2 separate regions of the Homo sapiens genome follow, and region 1 is linked to region 2. A link is an interaction called in ENCODE POLR2A ChIA-PET data of the cell type or tissue named here. Cell type or tissue: MCF 10A. All regions are shown on one strand. Links, peaks and the distances in the headings refer to the core of each region. The heading gives the core; the rest is flanking DNA.

Region 1 (6,778 bases), core at 1,423-3,922, 75 kb before region 2:
CAACGTGTTATACTAGGAGGCAAGGGAAAAAGCATAGGTTTTGGAATCTGGTGAAACTAAAATCAAATCTACACATTAGATGGGTCTCTTGGACAAATAACTTGGCCTGTCTAAGCCTCCAATTTCTCATCCAAAAATTGGAGTTAAACAATATCCAAATGTATGGTAAGAATTAGATAACATAAGTGACATCACACACAGTAGCACATAATACGCACTCAGTGATACTATTTCTTTGATAGGCATTGGTGCGGTTCGCCAACATTTTCTGGTGCTACCGTTTCTGGCACATGGTAGAAGTGCACTTTATGGCTCACTTTTGGTTACCTGAGGCCATGGGACTGGTTCCAGATAGTGGGTTGTGAGCAAAAAGTGACATATACTTGAAACTGCCAAAGCAGGGCCCATTTTCCTTTCAACATGGTGGCTGGCAATGTTCAAGATGATGGTTGCTCTCTCAGCTTGAGTTCCATGGCTATAATGAGGAGTGTGTCCCAGCTACCCCAGGAAGGATGAGTGGAATGAATAAGAAACAAGTTTTGTTATTTTCAGCCACTGGGATTTTGGTGGAGGTGTTCTTGCAGCGTAATTCAACCTTTCCTGCTGCTCCTGCTGCTTTCCTCTACTTAAACAACCAACAGTTCAAACTGAGAAAAAAGGAACATCATTTAATTGGTGGCTTGAGGGATGTCTGATTGGTTCTCTGATCTCACCCTGGTCATATGGGGAAGTCGCTTGTCCAGACTGAAGCTAGAATGAACTTTTCTCGTGTTGGGGATGGATCCACATGGTCTCACTCTGTCACCCAGGCTGGAGTGCAGTGATGCAGTCATAGCTCACTGCAACCTTAGGTCCTGGGCTCAAGGGGTCCTCAGCCTCCCAAGTAGCTAGGACTACAAATGTGAGCCACTGAGCAGGCCTTTATCAGTTAAAATATGTAAATGTTCTATTCCCCCACCTCCCATGAGTTTACTAGATTTATTAATAAAATAATCCCTTTAAAGAGCTAGTTGAGTATAACCTAGCAGCAATAAAACACTATCCTAGTATGTCAAATTCTATTTCAACAAATGTTATTACTACCAGTGTCTCTGAATAATAAGAATGTTTACCAACTCTAGTTGACAACTGATAATTTTATATAATATTTGCCATAGCTAAATTTCATGACAATAATTGTGAACCTCTCTCAGTGTTCAGCAGAGAGATAGCTGACTTATGGTACTTCATAGAAAAATAAAAGGTAACTGTTCTTTTTTTTTTTTTTTTTTTTTTTTTTGAGGAGTTTTGCTCTTGTTGCCCAGGCTGGAGTACAATGGCATGATCTTGGCTCACCACATCCTCTGCCTCCCGGGTTCAAGCGGATTCTCCTGCCCCAGTCTCCCGAGTAGCTGGGATTACAGGCATGCGCCACCACACCCAGCTAATTTTGTATTTTAATAGAGACGGGGTTTCTCTATGTTGGTCAGGCTGGCCTCGAACTCCCAACCTCAGGTGGTCTGCCCACCTTGGCCTCCCAAAGTGTTGGGATTACAGGCATGAGCCACCGTGCCCGGCCTAAGGTAACCGTTCTTAAGGTGTTATTGGCAGGCGGTATGAGTTTAGATCAGGATTGCATTCAGCTGCATATAAGAGAAACTACCATGGTGGCTTAGCCAAATGGAGTTCATTCTTCTCATGTAACATGAAGTCTGGAGATAGGTGGCTCGCTACTGGCACAGCTGCTTCAGGACATCATCAGGGGCCCAGGTTCCTTCTAGCTTTCTGCTCTACCATCCTTAGCATGTGGCTCTTGTCCTCTTAGTTGCAAGGTGGCTGCCTTTCTTGCAGGTATCCTCATTCCAGACAGAATGAAAAAGGAAGGGCAAAGAGCAAAATATACACGCCAGCTGGGTCTGTCCTTTTTTCATCAGAATCTGCTGCTTTCCAGGAAACCTCTCCCTGTAGAATCATACGATCACCGTAGCTGTAAGGGAGTCTGTGGGAGTATTTTAGCTGGGCTCACTGCCACCCCAAACAAAATCATATTTCTGTTAACAAAAAAAGAAGAATAGAAAGGATCTTGGGTAGAGAACGAGTCATATCTTCCATTGAGCCTTAAGTGCATTATCTCATATCTTTGCAACAAAACTATGAAGTATTTACTATTATTTCCTGGTTTTCCTCCCATGTTTTACATTAGGAAACTGAGGCACAGAGGGCTTAACTAACTGACCTAGGGTCACCCAGATGATGGGTAGGAAAACTGGGATCTGAAGCTAGGCAGTCTTTGGAAGATGATTTTCAAATAATCACAAAAGGCAAAAGTGGAAAGTCTGTCAAGTTTAGAGATTGGTTCTGGGCACGGCCAAGGTCTCTTGGGCAAACTGCCAGCAGGTCCCTGTGGGAGGCAATTATGATGTCATGTCTTTCCTGCTGTAACCACATACTCTCAGACTCCAGATAGTCCTAAGGCAGCTGTGACAAGCATCTGTATTAGCTTACTAGTGAGGCAGGGTTCATGGGTCCAAAAAACTTGGCACATCAGTGCTTCTGGGCAGCAAAATGGATTGGGGGAGGGGTGAGGCAAAGGTGTGGCCTTTCTGCCCTCTTAGCTTAGGGTGTGTGTTTCAGACATGCTATAAAGTACTTCAGGTTCAAGGAGAAAACAAAATCTTTTGAAGCAATAAATACTGACAAAAACTTACATAATTATTAAAATGCTGGGCTTTTTTGGGGGGGGGGGGCGCTCACTCTGTTATCTTTATTCATTGTTTTACTTAACTTTAACAGCTCCTGGCCTGTAGTAGAAAACATGAAGTGTAGCAACAAGAAGAAAGGCTCTGCTCAGGGCAGGAGAGCAGAGGCACTGGGAGCCAGCCAGTGTTCTCAGGTTGTAAAATAAAATCTCTAGACCAATTGGACACTGGCCTCAGGCCATGGCAGTGATTAATGCCAGAGTTGTAAAAAGTGCCGTGGTAGGAACGGTTAGCCAGGTTGTACTGTGTGCGTGTGTGTTTGTGTGTGTGTGTGTGCTGGTTTTTTCCTTAAAGTAGCTTAATATGAAACACATAATTCTCAGTTGTTTTGGAATCTAAAAATAAAATTAAAGACTCATTTACTTTTCTCTGTCTCTCTTTTTTTTTTAAGGAGACAGGCTCTTGCTTTGTTGCCCAGGCTGGAGTGCAGTGGCATGATCATAGCTCACTGTAACCTCAAACTCCTAAGCTCAAGCAATCCTCCCACCTCAGCCTCCCAAGTAGGATGATAGGCATGTGCCACCAAGGCTGGCTAATTTAAAATTTTTTTTTGTAGAGACACGGTCTCATTATGTTGCCCAGGCTGGTCTCAAACTCCTAGCCTCAAGCAATCTTCCCCCATCTGCCTCCCAAAGTGCTGGGATTATAGGCATGAACCACTGCACCCAGCCTCCCTCTTTTTTTTTTATTTTATTTTTTATTTTTTTGAGACGGAGTTTCGCTCTTGTTGCCCAGGCTGGAGTGCAGTGGCACGATCTCAGCTCACCACAAACTCTGCCTCCCGTGTTCAACCGATTCTCCTGCCTCAGCCTCCTGAGTAGCTGGGATTACAGGCATGCACCACCACGCCCGGCTAATTTTGTATTTTTAGTAGAGATGGGGTTTCTCCATGTTGGTCAGGCTGGTCTCGAACTCCCAACTTCAGGTGATCCACTCGCTTTGGCTTCCCAGAGTGCTGGGATTACAGGCATGAGCCACCGTGCCCGGCCAGGCTCTCTTTTTATTAAGAACTTAGCCAACTTTACAGAAGAAGCCTAAGTAACATTAAGCTCCAAACCAGTTATATCACTCCAAGTCTCCCCTGATCTTTGTTAATATACATTACTACATTTTTACACAGATGTAATTAGTGTAGTAGACATATAATTCTGCATTCTACTTTTTTCACTTAACTTTATTTCATATGAATATGTTCATACTGCCTTGAAACATATGTTTTGGGTTTTTTTCTAAGCTTTAGAGTATTCTGATACATCGATCAGTCACTGCTTTCTTAATCATCCCCTTATTGCTGGGTATATGGGCTGTTTTCATGGTTTTGCTGTTATAAATGATGCTACTTCAAACATTTTTGTACAAATTCTTTCTTTTTTGCACGTAGGTTATTTCTCAGGATGATGTTCCCCAGAGTGGCCTTATTTAGTCAATGTGTATAAAGAGTTACTTATCTCTAATTGTTCTCTGACTTACAGTATCATCAGCAATGTAGAAATACACCTGCTTTTCCACATCACTTGATGTGCCAATTATTTACTTATTGTCTCATAGCTCTGCACCGACCCCACTCTACTCTGCTTCACAATGCTGGGGCTAGAAGCCTGCAAAGCACATTTCCCAGGCTTCATTTCTAGCTGGCTTCTTGTTAGGTTCTGTCAATAGAAGAGGCCAGCAGAAAATTAGAAAGTGTAAGGGAGGGAGAAGCCATAGTTTTCTTTCTTTCTGCTTCTGGCAGTATTTCTAGAAGTGACTTCATTTCTGGACGTCCTCTCTCTGGTGTTCCCAGAATCCTATTTGGCATTCCCAATGACACAATAAGACATGCAGTCTTGTGCTGTGGTAGTGCTACCTCCTCCTTCTTATTCTGCCAGCTTCTTTCTTTCTATCTTTATTAATCTCAGGGTTACCTACCTTTCCCTTTTGACCTTTCAGTTCTCCCAACAATATAGTTTCCTGTATTAAATACCCTCTCTTTGAAATACCTAGCTTGATTGCTAATTTCCTGACTAGATCCTGGTTTAGAAACTGGGTCTTCTAATTCTAATATATATTTTATTAGGTTAATGTGAGTATAATGGCACCCAAAGTCCTATTTTGCATTTTAAAAAATTGGTAGTGGAAATAGGTTTTTTTTTTAAAAAAAAAAACTGTAAACATTTCATTAACAAATATAATTTATTTGTAAATTTAAATCTAGTCTTAGGGTCTTTATTCCATTTTTGTTAGATTATTTTTCTGTTTTAATAAATATTGTAGTGGTTGAGCGGTGGTTCCTAAAACATAGGTCCATGTCTAAATACCTGGAACTTGTGAATGTTATTTGGAAATGTTATTTGGAAAAAGGGTCTCCGTGGAAGTAATAGTTAAGGGTTTTAGGATTAGCTCATCCTGGTTATCTGGATAGGGGCCCAAAATCCAATGACAGGTGTTGGATTGGATAAGAGAAAGGCAGAAACTGGGCATGGTGGCACACGTCTGAAGTCCCAGCTACTCAAGGATCACTTGAGCCCAGGAATTCAAGACTGCACTGTGTTATAATCATCCCTGGGAATAGCCACTGCACTCCAGCTTGGGCAATCTAGCAACACCTCATCTCTTAAAGAGAGAGAGAGAGAGAGAGAAAGACCAAGAGACAAAGGTAGAGCGAGAGAGAGAAAGAGAGAGATTTGAGACATACAGAAGAGGAGAAGACACAGACCATATGAAGATGAGGGCAGAAACTAGAGTTTTGCAGCCATAAGCCAAGAAATGCCTGGAGCCACTAGAAGCTGAAAGAGGCAAGGAAGGATTCACCCCCAGAGCCTCTGGAGGGAGGATGGAGCATTGCCAACACCTTGATTTTGGACTTTTGGCCTCCGTAACTGTGAGAAAATAAATTTCTGCTGTTTTAAGCTACTCGGTTTGTGGCAGTTTGTTGCAGCAGCCACATGAAATGAAGACAAATATTAAACAATTTCAGTATTGTTAAAAACTATTTTTTCTTTATTTCATTTGTAGTATTCAAAGTCCTATACATTAAAGGGGGAAAAGGTCACACAAATATTGCCATTAAATAATTGGGTTTCAGATCCTTCTCTACTTGTAGCCATCTCTTATTTAGTATTTGTCCCTACCTTTTCTTAGGTGAGATTTATTACAAGTTGTTCTTGTTCTGTTCTGTTCTGTTCTGTTTCATTTTGCTGACGGCTCTAATAAACCTTATAATTAGGTCTCTATGACATTCATGTTCAGAGAAAAAGACTATCAGCTTCTTATTGAGACAAGACTCTTAAAATTAATTTATCTTTGCCTATCTCTTTTTTCTCTCAATCTTTCTTTTAAAATTTTCAATTCATCAATTATCCTGTTTTCTTCCCATTCTTTTACTTCCTTTTATATCAGCGATTCCCAACCTTTTTGTTTTGTTTTTGTTTTTTGAGACAAGGTCTCACTCTGTCACCCAGGCTGCAGTGCAGTGGTGCAGTCACAGCTCACTGCAGCCTCAACCTCCTGGGCTCAAGTGATCCTCCCACCTCAGCCTCCCGAGAAGCTGGGACTATGGCGTCACCATGTCTGACTAATTTTTGTATTTTTATGAGAAACAAGGTTTCACCATGCTGCCCAGGATGGTCTCGAACTCCTGGGCTCTAGTGATCTGCCGTCTTGGCCTCCCAAAGTGTTGGGATTACAGGCGTGAGCCACCGCGTCTGGCTCCAACTTTTAAAAAAATTGTGGCTACAGCCCCTCCACCGCCTGGGAAGTGAAGAGCTCCTCTGCCCGGCCCCCACCGTCTGGGAAGTGAGGAGTGCCTCTGCCTGGCTGCTGTGCAACCCTCCAAGTGTGAAGTGATAGCCTTGTGTGTGATCTTTCTGCCCTCCCTTGCATTTTCATCATTAAGATTTACTTTTTAATTAAAAGTTTTTAAAAATATATGGCTAAAAAAACCCGTAATTTGTTTTTTTAAACCATCAAAGAGCCCCTTAATTAATTTCCCCCCAATATTTCACAATTTGAAGAATTTTGTCTGTAATCCATATTTGCCAGTTGTGGTGGATATTAGTTGG
Region 2 (6,778 bases), core at 1,487-3,986:
GTGTTGCTGTTGTTGCCCAGCATGGTCTTGAACACCTGGCCTCAAGCAGTCCTCCTGTCTTGGCTTCCCAAAGTGCTGGGATTACAGATGTGAGCCACTGTGTCTGGCCTTGCTTCAGTTTTTAGCTTCTAGTGTTTAGTTCATGTCCTCCTCAGCCTTTAAAAGCTGTTGCCTAGCATGCCTTCTTGGCGTGGACCAGCTCAGTGTCCTTACTCAGATGCTTGTAGCAGTCCCTGCAGCCTCAGCTGATCCTTCAGGGTTGGGCCTATGTTGCCCTTTTTTTTGAGGCTTTCCTCGATGACCTCAGCTTCTTTGGCTTCCTGTTCCTCTCAATTTCTCCTACCCTGCACTCTAGCCTTTAATTATGTGCTGTTTTCCATTGCTATAACTGAATACCTGAGACTCAGCAATTTATAAAGAAAATTTATTTCTTACAGTTTTGGAGACTATGAAGTCCAGTGTCTTGAGGCTGCATCTGGGAGGGCCTTCTTGCTGGTAGGGACTCTCTATAGAGTCCTAAGGTGGCTCAGAGTATCCTGAGCCTGGTACATGCTGCTAGTCCTTGCTGCTTGTACCTTCTGGAGTGCTGGGTTGAGCTGCACTTGGGGTCGCTTGAGCCACAGCTGGGGTGGCTGAGGAGTGCTGCACTGGGATGCAGAAAGCAGAGACCCAAGGGGGCCCTGGGCAGCAACCCCATGAAGGGTGCCTGGGTCCTTCTGAAACCATTCCGCCCTTCTAGAGCTCTGGGCCAGGGATGGGAGGGACAGCCTCAAAGATCTCTGAAATGGCAGGGGTCTTTTTCCTATTCTCTTGATAATTTCATCTATCAATAGTAATCTCCTTAACAAATGATCACCTACCCACAGCCTTGGTTTCCTCTCCTGAACACACTTTTTCACTCATTTTTTTTTTTTAAACATGGAATGCTTCATGAATTTGCGTGTTATCCTTGTGCAGGGACCATGCTAATCTTCTCTGTATCAGTCCAGTTTTAGTATATGTGCTGCTGAGGGAAGCGTCTTTTTCACTCTTTATGTGGCCAGGCTGCAGAGTTTTGAAGTCTTCCCATTCTGTTTTCCTTTTAATTATACATTTTGTCTTTAAGTCATTTCTTTGCTCTCATATATCACTGAATGTGGTCAAAAGTAACCATGCAATATCCTGAATGCTTTGCTGCTTAAATATTTCTTCTGCCAGATATTTTAGTTTATTGCCCTCAAGCTCTGCATTTCACAAAGACCTAGGACATGGACACAATTTAGCCAAGCTTGTTGCTACTTTGTGACAAGGATGGCCTTTACTCTAGTTTCCAGTACTTTGTTCCTCATTTCCGTCTGAGACCTTGTCGGAATGGCCTTTACTGTTCAAATTTCTACCAACATTTTGGCCACCACCACTTAAGCAAATCTTGAAGAAGATTCAGACTTTTCCCTAGCTCTCGTCTTCTGAACCCTCATCAGAATCTCCCCTAATGCTCCACTTATAGCAATTACAGGCTTTTTCTAGCTTGCTCCCTCAAACCCTTCCAGCCTCTACTCATTGCCCAGTTTCAAAGCCACTTCCACATTTTCAGCTATCTGTTATAGCAATGACCCCATTCTTGGTACCAATTTTCAGTCTTAGTCCGTCTCTTGCTATAACTGAATGCCACCTTCTGCATAATTTATAAAAAAGGGAAAATTATTTCTCACAGTTCTGGAGGCTGTGAAGTCCAGGAGCATGGTGCTGGCATCTGCTTAGCTTCAAATGAGGGTCTTCTTCCTGCTTCATAACGTGGTAGAAGGTATCACGCAGCGAGAGGGCAAGAGCGTGCATGTCAGTTCAAGTCTCTCCTCTTTTTTCAAGCCGCCAGTACTATCATGGGAGCCCCATCCCGATGACCTCATCTCATCCTTATTTCCTCCCAAAGGCCTCACCTCCACTCCACATATGAATTTGGGGATTACGTTGCCAACACATGAAAGTTGGGGGACACATTCAAACCATAGTATATGCTAATTGCTTTTTTTTTCTTGATACGGAGTCTCACTCTTGTTGCCTAGGCTGGAGTGCAATGGTGCAATCTCACCTCACTGCAACCTCTATCTCCTAGATTCCAGGGATTCTCCTGCCTTAGCATCCCAAGTAGCTGGGATTATAGGCACACACCACCACACTTGGCTAATTTTTGTGTTTTTAGTAGAGACGGGGTTTCACCATGTTGGCCAAGCTGGTCTCGAACTTCTGACCTCAAGTGATTTGCCCGCCTTGGCCTCCCAAAGTGCTGGGATTACAGGTGTGAGCCATCATGTCGGGCCTATTCTTTACTGTTTATACTTCTCTTGTGTGTAGACAAAATGAAACAGTAGAAAGGACAAGAACTTTGAAGCTAATGTAATCTGAATCCTTGAGTTTGTATCCTCATATTTTAAAAAATTGTGGTTACAAAACAAAACACATGAGATCTAACTCCTAACAAAATTTTAAGTGTACAGTGTTGTTAACTTATAAACACAATGTTATACAGCTGATTTCTAGAAGTATTTCATCCTCTGTGACTGAAACTTTATATTCTTTCAACAATTCTCCATTTTCCTCTCTCCCCAAGCTCCTGGCATTCACCATTCTGCTCTGCTTCTATGAGTTTGATTATTAATTAATTAATTATGATTATTATTGTTGAGATAGGGTCTCTCACTCTGTTGCCCAGTCTAGATGCAGTGGCTTGAGTGTAGCTCACTGTAAGTTCAAACTCCTGTGCTCAAGTGATCCTCTCAAGCAGCTGAGACTATAGGCATGTGCTGCTATACACAGCTAATTTGTAGATTTTTTTATAGAGATGAGGATCTTGCTATGTTGCCCAGGCTGGTCTTGAACTCATGGCCTCAAGTGGTCCTCCCAAGTCAGACTCCCAAAGTGTTGGGATTACAGGTGTGAGCCACAGTGCCTAGCAGAGTTTGACTACTTTATATACCTCATAAGAGTGGAATCGTGTGCTGTTTATCCTTCTGTGACTGTTTTATTTCTCTTGTGTGATGTCTTCAAGTTTCATTCATGTGGTAGCATGTATCAGGATTTCCTTTTTTTATGGCGGAATGATCCATTATGTGTATATATCACATTTTGTTTATCCATTTATCTGTTAGTGAATATTTAGGATGCTTCTACACTTTGGTTATTGTGAATAATGCTGCAATGAACATGGGAGTGAAAATAGCTCTTTGGGATCCTGACTTCAGTTCTTTTGGATAAATACCCAGAAATGAGATTGTTGGATCGTATGCCTCACTTTTTAAGTAAAGGTTTGTAATATGGAACATGTGCATTGTTCCATGTAATGCATGGCATACAGAGTGGGTTCTTTCCTGTCTAGGCACCCTCTTTTGAAACCAAGTGTCCATATAGTTTGAGTATTTTCACTGTGGTTTATCATAAGTACTTAGTATTTCTTGCTTAACTAATGCCTTATAATTATTTTTTAGAGACAGTCTTGCTCTGTCAACCAGGCTGGAGTGCAGTGGCACAATCATAGTTCACTATAATCTTGGACTCCTGGGCTCAAGCAGTCCTCCCACGTCAGTCTCCTGAGTAGCTAAGACTATAGGTGCTTGCCACCACACCCAGTTAATTTTAAAAATTTTGTGTAGAGGTGAGGTCTGTGTTGCCCAGGCTAGTTTTGAACTCCTAGTCTCAAGTGATCCTCCTGCCTCAGCTTCCCAAGTAGCTAGGTCTACACGTATGTGCCACCATGCCTGTATTTTTAACATAGCGATATGGGGTCTTGCCATCTTGTCCAGGCTGGTCTTGAACTCCTGTTCTCAAGCAGTCCTCCTGCTTTGACCTCCCAAAGTGCTGGGATTATAGGTGTGAGCCACTGTACCCAGCCTCTACTATTTTTGATCATGTCTTCAATAACACTGAGAATTATTTTGGAGAGAAGTCAACATTTCCCCACAAAAACCCTTTTATTCACTGGTCACTCACAGCAGCTGTGTCATTGAGAAGTGTTGACACTGCTTTTGGTTTTTAAGTGACTGTGTGTTATTCCTTCCCGGGGTGAAAAAAAAAATTGCAAGGTTGGAATTTTCTGGATTGTTAACAAGATCAAAAAGCAAAGATATAAAGCCAAGGGGGGAATGTCTTTCTACGGAATGGTGGTAGAAAGCAAAAAATGCTAGAATTTTGTAGAAATTACTAGGTATTACAAAAATAATCTTTGACCAGAAAATGAAGGTTGCTGTTTTTTATGTTATTCTAAAGTGTAGTACACTTTAACCAGCTAGGGTTTTTGTCTGGATCTTTAAAGTATATTGATAAAAATGCACATACACATTTATTTTTCTTTTAGAAGATGACTTGATTTCCTAGGACAGAAGTTATTTCATAGTTGTAATTTCAATAATCATGGATGTTAGCTTTGAAGTGGTTGATAAGAAGCTCTCTGATTCTCCTCTATTCAGAGAAGACACAGTTGTAGCCATTTCTCTGATTTTCCTCAGTTTTCGCCTTAGAACTAGTAAAAGAGGATTCAGTGGCTTCAGCATACTCAAAGCCAACATAGGGGTGTTGAATTCTCCAGGAAAAGAGAGATCCTGTTTTCTCAGTTTGTTGTTGGGGTTTTGTTTTTGACATTTTTTGACAGCTAAGATCAAGATCTCATGACTTGTGTTCTGGCCAGAGGACCCTCAGCTTTTTGTGATGAGTCATTTCCTAATGCATCCGGAGGCACTGGGCTTGGAACCCCCATCTCAGAGTTGGGGGCAGCAGATCCAGCCACTGCAGCTGGGAGGGAGTCCAGGTGTCAGGAGGAAGGGGCTGAGGTCTTCAGGGCTGGTGGCTCAGGGTATATGAGTAGCCTGACACAGGCACCCATGTCCCCAGACCTTCTCTGGCCATATGGAGTCAGAGTGACCTCCAGTCCCCTGGAAGATTGCCAAGAGCAAGGCAGCTCCTCAGCCCCTGAGGAGTTAGCAGCAGATTATCCAGAGAGGGTCTCAGGCTCCTTATCAGAACTGAGCTAGAGGGTGATTTAGGCCTGTGGAATGCAGGAGCAAGAAAGCCAAGTTACTGGATACAAGGTCAGGGCCTGCCTGTTAAGCAGCAAGAGCAACTTAGCCAGAGCTATTTAAATCTCTATCTTAGAAATTCCCGCTGGGTTGAGCCAGCAAGGGGAGTGTGGGGGCAAGGGTTAAGAGGCTTCAGCTGTGGGGAAGGAAGGGCCATGGACACTGAAAACAACAGGCCAGGCCTGGATGTCCTGACAGCCTAGACCTAAATAGAGAGGTTTTTAGTGTCCTGGTAGGTCATTTCAGCCTGCTTGCAAGTGAATGGGTCTTAGGGTGTAAGGTACATATTCAATCATGAGCTTGAAAACTGAGAATTACTTATGTGAATCTGGAAGTGGATGTAGTTTTAAATTCAATTTAGACAAAACAAATTCCTCAATTTTTCCCAAGTGTAAATTATAACCCTATATTACAGAACTGTCAGTTAAATTCATGAAAGTACTCTTTACCAAGCCTGAAGCAAATTGGTGCTTTTGAGTGCTATTACTTATCGAGAAATAAATATATAAATCAGAAAGCTGAGCTTTGGAAAAAAGAAATAAATATGAAGTCACCCAATAATCCATTCTGAGTAGATGAATGATTAAAGATATGTGAGGTGAGGTTGCTTTAGAGCAAGGGAAAACTCACCCTAGCCTCTGTGGTTCACATGGGCATGCATAACAGTACAGAATTTATTCCTTGGCTCTGTATGTCATACAGATTAGATTCCAAAGTCAACTGAAGCTTGCCTTATTGATCACAGAATCCTAACATTTAAACCAATTTTATCATCTTTAAGAAAGTTGAAAACTTAATACCTTTAGAGACTACAGAAACGCTTAGGCTGTTTAAAAACACTCTCATTCAAATACCTTCTTCCCTAAGGTCATATGGCCCTGGGGTATCTGGGGCAGATTGAACTGGCAAAGATTCAGAAGGCTTCATTGGTGACTTAGGAGGAGATAGGGGGCGTGTCATTAATACAAAGGCATAGTCCATCTGCTCAAAGAAGTTTATAATCTGGTGAGGAGCTTTACTCACAGATACCGTAAGAAAAGATGGATGAGAATAATGAATGGGAGAGTACTCAGATGGAATATTCCAGATCAGAATGGCAGTGCTTTTGAGAAAGCCTGTCCTGGTTTCCGTTGGTGTTAGAGACCACACAGAGACAGCACATTGCAGTTGGATACAGTCCCCATTCCTATTTTTGAGGACATTTGGATCTTGTGGACTGAGGTTAGCCATGTGGATATCTCTCCTGGATATAGTGGCAGAGACACACTGTGAGCAAAGTAACCTTTTCTTGGTGCCCAGGGTCACCTTTCAGAGCCAAGAATTGTGCTGCTTTAAAATGCTTTTTTTTTGGCGTCCTTGCATGCATTTGGGGATTGAAAGGCTGTTAAAATATAACAGCCTGTAATCTACTGTTTCGAATTTTACAGATTCTCTCCTGTCAGTCGCAGCTTCTCAGGGCTGTCATTGTGCCCAGATCTAACACTGTCCCTCCATTCTCTTAACTTACAACAGTCTGGGAAACCACATATTCTCTCCTGTTAGAATTGAATCTGAAAGACAGTGGGAGGGCTCTGAGGGAGAGCCTGTGAAGAGGTGTTGGGGGTTGGTGTGGGGGTTAGGAGTTCCCTTCTGCATTGTGCATGAACTGAGCCCCAGATTTTGGCAGCTTTGAAGACTTATTTGCATCTTGGTTCTTGGTGTTTTCTGGATAAGTTGAGGTTGCAGCATATGAC

What was found. ChIA-PET counts read pairs that join two places held together with the same protein. Peaks named below come from ENCODE experiments on the same cell type or tissue, not always from the same donor. Only the 100,000 strongest peaks of a DNase experiment are listed, where the experiment ranks them.
Region 1: POLR2A ChIA-PET joins it to region 2 with 5 read pairs; 12 of 35 experiments call an interaction of 5 or more read pairs at or near these places.

The regions. Positions count from the first base shown.
Region 1 is chr2:158,951,659-158,958,436 of GRCh38, forward strand. No RefSeq gene overlaps it. Among named protein-coding and RNA genes, the nearest start is that of TANC1, 14 kb to the right of the region's middle. In MCF 10A, for the core only: no CTCF peak of the experiment used is centred there; DNase peaks (open chromatin) are centred at 2,423 and 2,903.
Region 2 is chr2:159,026,124-159,032,901 of GRCh38, forward strand. All of the region lies in intron 2 of TANC1 (tetratricopeptide repeat, ankyrin repeat and coiled-coil containing 1), which reads left to right. It also overlaps the pseudogene RNU6-580P. Among named protein-coding and RNA genes, the nearest start is that of TANC1, 61 kb to the left of the region's middle. RefSeq lists an enhancer at 3,353-6,377. In MCF 10A, for the core only: no CTCF peak of the experiment used is centred there; no DNase peak of the experiment used is centred there.